2 separate regions of the Homo sapiens genome follow, and region 1 is linked to region 2. The links are chromatin contacts, found by Hi-C in ENCODE. All regions are on one chromosome and are shown on one strand. The core of a region is the stretch at or near the end of the contact, and the rest is flanking DNA. Distances in the headings are between cores, read along the strand shown. Region 1 holds the start of CAPNS1 (calpain small subunit 1). Region 2 holds the start of ARHGAP33 (Rho GTPase activating protein 33).

Region 1 (5,174 bases), core at 92-2,591, 360 kb after region 2:
GCCACTCTTTTGGGGTTGTGCAGTTATTACAGGGCACAGCCAGGATTCAACTCAAGCCTAGCCAGCCTGCAGGGTAGGGGATAAGAGCCAGCCAGCCTGCCTGGGGGCCAGATTTAGCTCCCCCCGATGAGTCCTGAAAAAGTACTGGACTCCCGTGGCTCATGCCTGTAATCCTAGCACTTTGGCAGGCCGAGGCAGGTGGATCACCTAAGATCAGGAGTTTGAGACCAGCCTGGCCAACATGGTGAAACCCCGTCTCTACTAAAAATACAAAAATTAGCTGGGTGTGGTGGTGCATGCCTGTAATCCCAGCTACTCGGGAGGCTGAGGCAGGAGAATCGCTTGAACCTGGGAGGCAGAGACTGCAGTGAGCTGAGATGGCGCCACTGCACCCCAGCCTGGGCAACAGAGCAAGACGCTGTCTCAAAACAAAAAAAAAAAAAAAGAAAAGAAAAGAAAAGAAACCAGGCTATGTAAAAATATTATTGTAAAAAATTAAATTAAATCAAAAAAAGGCCGGTAGCCCATACCTGTAATCCCAGTACCTCACAGTACTTTGGGAGGCTGAGGCAGGAGGACGGCTTGAGGCCCGGAGTTCAAGAGCAGCCTGGGCAACATAGCGAGACCTCCGTCTCTATTATGTAAAAACAATAATATTTTTTAAGTAAATAAAGAAACCAGGCCGTGGCCAAAGGAATCTTCCTGTGTCTGGGGCCTTCTTTAGAGGCTAGCATACTGAGGACACTCTTTGGGCCAGTCCAGGAAGGAATGATTCTGGTGGCCCCTGACTGGGGCGGGGGCGTGGTAAGGTTCGCCTGGGAGGCGGCGCAGGCGCTGCCTGCGGTTTGACTGCCATCCGGGCTGCTGCAGGCACTGGGAAAGGCAATCCAGCCTCAATCCTCGCCACAGACACGGGCGACTGTCCCCCAGCGTGTGAGTCAAACCATACTCCAGGCCTCCAGGAGGTGTTTGTCGCGACAACACCTGCAGAGGGCCCGTGCGGAGTCCCTTAGTGAGCGGACCGAAAACCGCCACCCTGGAAGGATATTGGCATGCCCTAGGGTGAAAATTCACACTACGACACTCGGGGGGTGGGTCCCCTCCGAGTTCTCGTCCGCGGGTGCCTCCACCCAGACCTGAGGGGTGTCGGGAAGACCCCCGCCTACCGAGTCAGGGCGGGATTAAGACCTCCGGCGCTGGAAACGCGTAGGGCGGGGCCCAGACCTGGATCCAGCTAGCCGGGCGGTGTGGGGTGCGCATGCGCAATGTCCGCTTCGGCTCTAGGACCGCGCGGGCGACAGCAGGGCCGCGGTGCAGTGTCCGACCCGAGAGTTGCGGCCTGAGTCACCGGCCCCGCCCTCCGGAGCCGGACGCTGCGGGAGGCCCGGGAGCGGCAGTGGAACCGACTCCCAGAACTCCGGACGTGTGCGGCGGTAAGCGCCCGGCCCGTACCCCCTCCGCACCCCGCAACTCCGACTTTGGCGGCCCCCAGACCCGGCGAAACCGTGAAGTCTCGGCCTCAGGAGCCCCCCAGATCCATGGTCTCAGATTCGAACCCTCAGACCTGTTCGATCTCCTTTTATGCCGTCCCGGGGACCCTTCTCCACCCTCTGTCTCATGATCCAAAATACAGGCCCATAGGTTTCAGAGATACCCTGTGAATTCTTCCTTGGGGTGTCCTGAACCGCGATCGTAGATCTGTGCCCCCAGTTCCAGCGGGGAACCCCATTGTCCGGGAACCCAGAGCTCACAGCCACGATCTTAGACCCGAGCCCACAGAGCCAGAGGTGACACTGGAATCCTGCCGCTGGGAATACCTAAATTCTCAAGCCCACATTTGGGATTTCCTAAACCCCGCCCTGGGGCCCTTTAGGCCGTGGATGTTTGCTCCGCGCCCATGACCTGCCAAGGACCTCTACATTCAGGCTGGGCTCTGGATCTCACATTCTAGCGCCCAGACATGTCGGGAACGCCTTACGCCAACTTGGGGTCCCCACCAAGAGAACCCCCACCAGATCTGCACCCTCCCCTTCACGCGTGCACCCAGTCCAGGCTCCCTCAAGCCCCACGGGTGCCTTTTAGACCTGAGGAGGTTGCAAACCTGATCCCCCATACCTGCCCCACCCATCCGCGGACAACCCGCCCTCGCAAACTCAGACCCCCACCCGGAGGCTTCAGATTCCTCCCAGGTCCAGCTGCCGGAAATGCGTGTTTGAAGGGAGGGTGTGGGCTCAGGGGCGAAGCACCCACTGGTCCCCTTTTTTCCCCCCAGCAGTGAGTCGCAGCCATGTTCCTGGTTAACTCGTTCTTGAAGGGCGGCGGCGGCGGCGGCGGGGGAGGCGGGGGCCTGGGTGGGGGCCTGGGAAATGTGCTTGGAGGCCTGATCAGCGGGGCCGGGGGCGGCGGCGGCGGCGGCGGCGGCGGCGGCGGTGGTGGAGGCGGCGGTGGCGGTGGAACGGCCATGCGCATCCTAGGCGGAGTCATCAGCGCCATCAGGTAAGGCGGAGACTATCAGAGGGGCGGGGCCTGGGAATGGGAGGAGCCTCAGTGAGGCGTGGTCTGGGAGGGGCGTGGTCTAAAAATAGAATAGGATTAACCTGGAGGCTAACCTGGGTACATGAATTAGGCCGGGGAGGCCTGGTTTGAGAGTTCTGCTGTAAGGGGGTGGACCCCAGTGAGGCGGATATCAGTCATTGGGGGCGGTGCTTGATATGGGAGTAGTCTGATTGTGTGGGACCAGGACAATGTGGTCCTGAGGGGACTGATGTGGAGTTTTGGCGGGTGGGGCTTATGGGTCTGGGCTCAGCCTGCATTGGCTAACCTGGAGATGAACGTTAAAGGTGCGGAGCCAATGCGTCTGAGTGACATTTTACGGAAGGGGCTTGACTTATGAGTGTGGTCAGAGGTTTTAGGTGGGTTAATGAGGAGGTGAGCCCAGGAGGAAGCAAGACCTAATGGGGTAGGGTAAATGGCCCAGAATGGGCTGGGCTTGCTGGGAACTGGCTGGATTAATGGAGAAAAATGCCCTGGTAGGGATAGGGCAGGTTGGCTTAATTAGCCACGGCCACTTAGCAGTGATCCCTTGAAGGGGCGGGGACCAATGGCTGGGGTAGGATGTTGGGAAGACGGGCATTTAGGAAGCGGGCCATGGAGTAGGGTCTTGGGCAGATGGCACCTGAGGAGGATAAGGCCTTGGGAAGCTGGGGCAGAGCCTCTATGAAGTGAGCCCTCCAAGGGGCGGGGTCTTTTGATTCTACGTGGGATTTTTTAGGTTTAGGGTGGCCAAGATGACTGAAATCTGCCACTGGGTAGGTGTGCCTGGCAGGAGGGGAGCCTCCCAGGGGACCGGTCTCTGGGTTTCCTCGAGGGTGGGGTTGGCCTGAGGAAGGGAGAAGAGGGGCACGACCAGGGCAGTGTGGATTGGGACAGATGAGGACAAGAACAAATGAAAGGCACAGCAACCAAGTAAGGAAGATAACGGCTGGGGTCTGGAGCGTTGGGGCTGATGGTTCTGTAGTGCTGCCCGTTGGAGGCCCCGCCCCTGGCACTAACCCCTCCCCCTTATCTCTTCGCAGCGAGGCGGCTGCGCAGTACAACCCGGAGCCCCCGGTAAGCCCCCTCTGCAACCAGACCCCCTTCTCCTGCCAAGGCCTCTTCGAGGTCCCATCCCTGTTCCTGTAGAGAAGCCCCACCTTCCTCCCCTTCTTGTGAAATTCCTCTGCCAGTTCCTCCCATGCCGTGTCTGCAGCTTCGCCATGGGTCTTAGCCATGCCCCACATACGTGCACCCCATTCACTACCACCCCTCATTCTTTTCCTCATCAAGCTGCCCAGCCCACTCTGACTTCCCCACCCAGGGTACCTGGGTTTGGGGAGCCGTCCTGGCCGGGTTCCCCTCCCCCTGCTCTGAGCTCTCCTCCCTTTGCAGCCCCCACGCACACATTACTCCAACATTGAGGCCAACGAGAGTGAGGAGGTCCGGCAGTTCCGGAGACTCTTTGCCCAGCTGGCTGGAGATGTAAGTAACCTGGGGTCCCTGGCCCCGTCCTAACCGTTCCATCCCTTCCCTTGTGGCTGCCCTTGCACACACACCCTTGACCATGACAATCCCAGTGTTCCCATTCTCCATGACATTCTCAGACCCCTTTCAGTCACCCCTGACCTGCCCCTAACTTCCGCCCGCAGGACATGGAGGTCAGCGCCACAGAACTCATGAACATTCTCAATAAGGTTGTGACACGACGTAAGTGACCGGGGTTAAGGAATAGGGTAGATTCAGAGGCAGAGGGGTCAGAGAGGATTTGACCTCTGGCCTCTGACTTTCAACCTGTTACCCACAGACCCTGATCTGAAGACTGATGGTTTTGGCATTGACACATGTCGCAGCATGGTGGCCGTGATGGATGTATCCTTGGGGGCAGTGTGGGAGAGGCCCTGGGTGGACAGAGAGTTTTTTGAGAGTATGTTTGGGAAGCCAACATGTAGCTTTCATATCCACAGATGTGGAAATGCATTCATCAGAACACAGTCACCTGCAGACATGTGGCGGTAAATCATAACAATGCCAGCTGTCACAGCTGGCACTTTAATTATATAAAGTGACCGAACCGTCATAACCACCCTGTTGGACAGGCACAATTATTATATTCCATTTTACAGAAGAGGAAACTGAGGCTCAGTTTCCTGAAAGAAGCAGTCATTTGTCTCAAGTTATAGATAAAGGTCAGGCATGGTGGCTCATGCCTGTAATCCCAACACTTTGGGAGGCTAAGGTGGGCAGATCACCTGAGGTCAGGAGTTTGAGACCAGCCTGGCCAACATGGTGAAACCCCATCTCTATTAAAAATACAAAAATTGGCCAGGCACGGTGGCTCACACCTGTAATCCCAGCACTTTGGGAGGCCGAGGCGGGCGGATCACGAGATCAGGAGATTGAGACCATCCTGGCTAACACAGTGAAACCCTGTCTCTACCAAAAAAAAAAAAAAAATTAGCCGGGCGTAGTGGCGGGCGCCTGTAGTCCCAGCTATTCGGGAGGCTGAAGCAGGAGAATGGCGTGAACCCGAGAGGAGGAGCTTGCAGTGAGCCGAGATCGCGCCACTGCACTCCAGCCTGGGCGACAGAGCCAGACTCTGTCTCAAAAAATAAAATAAAAATAAAAATAAAAATAGGCCG
Region 2 (5,134 bases), core at 2,400-4,899:
GATAAGATGGATTTCTAGTAACTTCTGTATGTCACATGGTAAATATAATATTTGTTTTCAACCTTTCTTTCTTTCTTTTTTTTTTTTTTTTTTTTTGAGATGGAGTCTTGCTCTGTCACCCAGGCTGGAGTGTAGTGGTGCAACCTCGGCTCACTGTAACCTCTGCCTTCCAGGTTCAAGTGATTCTCCTTCCTCAGCTTTCCGAGTAGTTGAGATTATAGGTGCATGCCACCTCACCTGGCTAATTTGTGTGTGTGTGTGTGTTTTTAGTAGAGACAGGGTTTCACCATGTTGGTCTGGCTGGTCTCGAACTCCTGACCTCATGATCCACCTGCCCCGGCCTCCCAAAGTGCTGGGATTACAGGTGTGAGGCACCGCACCCGGCCTGTTTCTAACCTTTCTAAGCAAACCATACATTTAAATGAAATCAGAGTGGGCACAGTGGCACAGGCCTGTAATCTCAGCACTTTGGGAGGCCAAGGCGAGCAGATCACTTGAGGTCACGAGTTAGAGACCAGCCTGGGCAATATAGTGAAACTCTGTCTCCACTAAAAATTAGCTGGGCCTGGTGGCGGGTGCCTGTAGTCCCAGGTGCTCAGGAGGCTGAGGCAGGAGAATTGCTTGAACATGGGAGGCGGAGGCTGCAGTGAGTTGAGATGGTGCCACTGCACTTCAGCCTGGGCAACAGAGTGAGACTCCATCTCAAAAACAAACAAACTAACAAAAAAATGTAATTGACAAGAAAAATAGCTGTTTAGATATAAGGAGAAATAAAAGATACTATAGTAGCAGAACCTGATCTAGCTGGGTCACGGGTGGGGTCTAGAAGCATTCCTGAGGAAGTTACACTTAAGCTGAGACAGGTAGAAATTATCTAGTTAACAAAGGGCTGTCCTAATTACTCTAGTTGGATAACCGCTCCCAAAACTTAGTGGCATAAAACAATTATTTTATTATGCTCATGGATTCTGAGAGTCAGAGGTTTGGACAGGGCTCATATGGGGACAATTTTTGTCTCCTCCATGATGTCTGGGGATTCACCTGGAAAGACTCAAAGGTGACTTGATAGACTTGATGGCTGTGGAGTAGAATCCTCCAGAACTTCTTCCGTGGTCTTCTCCCAGTCTGACTGGGACTATTGACTAATGCCTATACATAGCTCCATTGGCCTGGGCTTCCTCAAAGCATGTCTGCTTCAGCATAGTCACACTTCGCATATGATGCACCATGGTTCTACAGCTCATTCCAGTGGACGAGAACATTGGTCAAGAAGCTGCATTGCCTTTCATCACATAGCCTTAGAAATCACCGTGTCACTTCCACTGTTTTCTATTGGTTGAAGCTATCCTAGTCCCACCCAGATTCATAGAAAGCAATCATAGAGTCCGCGTCTTGATAAGAAGAGTGTCAGAGAATTTGCAGCTGTTTTAAAATCACTGCAGGACCCCATTCTCCATGATGTGATTATTACACATTGCATGCCTGTATCAAAACATCTCATGTGCCCCCTCAATATATATACCTAAATATACCTGTTATGTACCCAGAAAAATTAAAAAATAAAAAAAAAAATCACTGCAGGGGTTGATGGGGAAACACTAGACAGAAGGAATATCGTGTGGGAAATCCCTGTGATGAGAGTGAGGTCAGCAAATTTAGTACATAAGTAACTGCACATTCACCTCTCCCTCAGCACTCCCTTTCACCAGCCCTTGCTTAATTATTCTCCATAGAATGAATCACCTTCTAATATTTTTTTTTTTTTTCAGACAGAGTCTTGCTCTGTCTCCCAGGCTGGAGTGCAGTGGCAAAATCTCGGCTGACTGCAACCTCCGCCTCCTGGGTTCAAGCAATTCTCCTGTCTCAGGCTCCTGAGTAGCTGGGATTACAGGCACACGCCACCACACCTGGCTAATTTTAATATTTGTATTTTTAGTAGAGACGGGGTTTCAGCATATTGGCCAGGCTGGTCTCGAACTCCTGACCTTGTGATCCTCCCGCCTCGGCCTCCCAAAGTGCTGGGGTTACAGGCGTGAGCCACTGTCCCCAGCTTTTTTTTTTTTTTTTTTTTTTTTTTTTTGAGACAGAGTCTCACTTCAACACCTAAGCTGGAGTGCAGTGGCGCGATCTCGGCTCACAGCAAACTCTGCCACCTGGGTTCAACCCATTGTCTTGCCTCAGCCTCCCAGGTAGCTGGGATTACAGGCACGCCCGCCGCCACACCTGGCTAATTTTTGTATTTTTAGTAGAGACGGGGTTTCTCCATGCTGGCCATGCTGGTGTCGAACTCCTGACCTCAAGTGATCTGCCCGCCTCGGCCTCCCAAAGTGTTGGGATTACAGGCGTGAGCCACCACGCCTGGCCTAATATTCTATATTTTGTTTAATGTTAATTTTGTTCATTGTCTTCTCCCAGTAGCTTTTGAGCTCCAATGTGGGCAGGGTATATTTTCTCCTGGTTTGGTTGTTGATGTATGTACAAATTGATTAGAGTTTGAGTGAATGAATGAATGAATGAATGAATGAACAGACCAAGACCCTCTGAGATGAGAATTTGTTGAGGGCATGACTAAGGAGAGACCCTCCTGTGAAGGGCGTTATTACAGTGTTATCTGGGCATGCTCAGTATTAGCAGGCTCCATTGGGAATGGCTTTATGGGGGGCATAAGCATGATCTGGCATTTCCCCCTAAGCATTTTCCTAGAAAAAAAAAATCAAGGCTGGAGATTGGCCCGTAATAAGCAGTAGAAGGGGAAACAAGAAAATGTCCAGTGGGCAGGGGAGGCCAAATCGCAGAAAGCCTCGGGTTACGTCCTAGGCAAGGTATATGAGGCAACGAGAAACGTCCATGGGCGGAGCGTCCTCGGCATTATGTGAGCGGGGTCGGGATCAGGACTGAAAAGGTGAGACTTGGGACTGGGACTTTGAAAAGCTGCTTAAGGAACTGGGCACTGCTCTGAGGCCGTGGGAGAATCCAATTAAGACTATCAGGGGCTGGCTGGCGTGGTGGCTCACGCCTGTCATCCCAGCGCTTTGAAAGGAGGCTGAGGAGGGAGTATCTCTTGAGCCCCAGAGATCAAGACCATCCTGGGTAACATAGTGAGACCCCCATGTCTAAAAAAAATTAGCCAGGCGTGGTAGCGCACGCCTGTAGTCCCAGCTACATGGGAGGTATCGCTTGAGCCCAGGAGGTTGAGGCTGCAGTAAGCCACGATTGCAGGACTGCGCTCCAGCCTGGGCGACAGAGTGAGACCCTGTCTCTTAAAGAAATAAAAATAAAAAAGTCAGAAGAATGGACACTGGGAGTGGACGAAAGGTAGGGTCCATTGCTTGGTGTTGGAAGTGTCGGAAGCAAAGCATAAAGAACCTGGGGGCTTGTCTCAGGAGGGCGATGACAGCCAATGAAAAGCAGTCATGGGCGTGGCGCTGTCAAACTTCGAGGGGCGGGACCGAGGACACAGAGCCGGGGCGGAGCCCAAGGTGAAACCAATGAGAAGCCTCCGGGTGGGCGGGGCATCGGCCTAAGGCCAAGGGCGGAGCCAATGAGAAGCAGCGCCGCGTTCCCGCTGCCCCCCGCCCCCGTGGGGCGCGCGCCGGAGCCACGGGCAGCCGTTAGGGGCGGGGTCTGCAGCCGCCCGCGCGCGGCTCGCGCCCTCCCCTTTGTGTCGCCATGGCGGCGGCAGCGGCGACGAGAACGGCGAGCGAGGGGTCGAGCGCGGCCGGGGCCTGAGGAGGCTACGCGACCATGGTGGTAAGGGTCCCACGCGGCCGTCAGCCTGTCCGTCCGGATGTCAGTCTGTCCGTGCGCAGCCCCGCCCCGCGCGCCCCGCCCCCGGCCCCGCCCGATCCCGCGGCCTGTGCTTCAGCCGTGGTCCCTCCCGTCCTGCGGCCCCATCCCGGGTCCCAGCCCGTACCTCGACCCCGCCCCCTAAGCGCGCATCCCCGTCTTCCACGCCCTGGATGGGGTGACAGGGACCTAGGGCCTGGGCTGGGAGGAGGCGGGGCTAGTCCAGGAAGGGACCCGCGCCACCCAAGTGGCCCCTGCAGGGGCCTCCTGAGGCTCCTGGGTCCTTCCCCAGCTCCCATCCCAGCACCTTCCTCGGCATCCTTCTGCCAGCCCTCAGCCCTCCCCGGCGGAGCCCCCTCCTCCTCCCCACAGCCCCTTTCTCATTCCCGAGCCCCACCCCCCACCCGCTCCATCCCCAGCCTGACCCTTTTCTTCTCCTTCTCCCTCATTTTCACCCTATCCCAGTTCCTCTCAATCCCCCCCGCCCCGCATCAGTCTGAGCCTTTGCCTCGTCTCTCCAGCCACTCCTTCCTTACTCCACCCCAACAGGCCAGCACTGTACCTCCCTTGATCCTCGGGTCTGCTCCATCTCCTTGTCCTCATCCCCCTCCCCCACCATTTCCCTCTCCCACCATGCTGCTCCCGCTCATTCATCCATTCATTCCCTCACTTAGCAGACATTCACTGAGACCGCCTCTGTGCAGGCCCCACGCTCCAGGCACAGAGAGAGTCAGCTCCCATCCTGCCTTGGGGAACCTTATGGGCTGGAGGGGGACAGACCCTGAGGGTGAGACCCTGAGGGTGACTGGGGGTTGCAGGGACATGGAGCAGGGAGACGCTACAGCCCAGTGAATCTGTCTGGCAGCTGGTTAATTTATTCATCAGATTTTACCCAGTCCCTGCTGCGCGCGACTGGGCTGGCACTGGGGACCCAGAAAAGAATCAGGAACAATCATGTCTGAACACCAACTCAATGCCCAGCTCTATGCTGGGGAGCTCAGTCTGGGGCCCTCCTTCTGGGAGGCCGGTCATAGTCCAATGAGAGAGATGAACTTGTCACCACCAGTGCCATCTCAGAGTGATCAGAGCTGTGAAGGGAGAAGCTCTGGTCAAGGCATGGAACCTGGGATGGGGGAACCTCAGGGGATGGAGAGAGTCCAGAGGAGATGCCAGGTGCAGCCTGAAGGGTCAGGGAGAACTTCCTGGAGGAGGGCACATGTGAGTTGGGACCTGAGGGGTGGGAGTGAGGATGAATGTACCCAGGGAAAGGTGGGGCGAGTGTTCCAGGCTGAGGGAACAGCCTTTGCAAAGGCCTAGAAGGAAATGAGAAGAGGGTGCTTTTTTTGGA

The links. A loop is a pair of places that touch in the nucleus more often than their neighbours do. Pooled maps may share reads with other maps.
Region 1: a pooled map shows a loop between it and region 2 (13-fold over the local background). The contact joins the promoter of CAPNS1 here to the promoter of ARHGAP33 in region 2. A Hi-C loop is called at or near these places in 7 of 50 pooled maps.

What each region holds. Positions count from the first base shown.
Region 1 is chr19:36,138,725-36,143,898 of GRCh38, forward strand. It overlaps CAPNS1 (calpain small subunit 1), which reads left to right and starts at 1,342. Exons shown (of 11, transcript NM_001749.4): 1 at 1,342-1,433; 2 at 2,273-2,496; 3 at 3,576-3,609; 4 at 3,928-4,017; 5 at 4,185-4,242; 6 at 4,340-4,404. The coding sequence starts at 2,288. LOC105372385 (a long non-coding RNA gene) reads right to left here and starts at 1,258. Exons shown (of 3, transcript XR_935954.3): 1 at 1,167-1,258. RefSeq lists enhancers at 1,609-1,658, 1,749-1,808.
Region 2 is chr19:35,771,915-35,777,048 of GRCh38, forward strand. It overlaps ARHGAP33 (Rho GTPase activating protein 33), which reads left to right and starts at 3,650. Exons shown (of 21, transcript NM_001366178.1): 1 at 3,650-3,750. The coding sequence starts at 3,745. RefSeq lists an enhancer at 3,142-3,201 and a silencer at 3,432-3,911.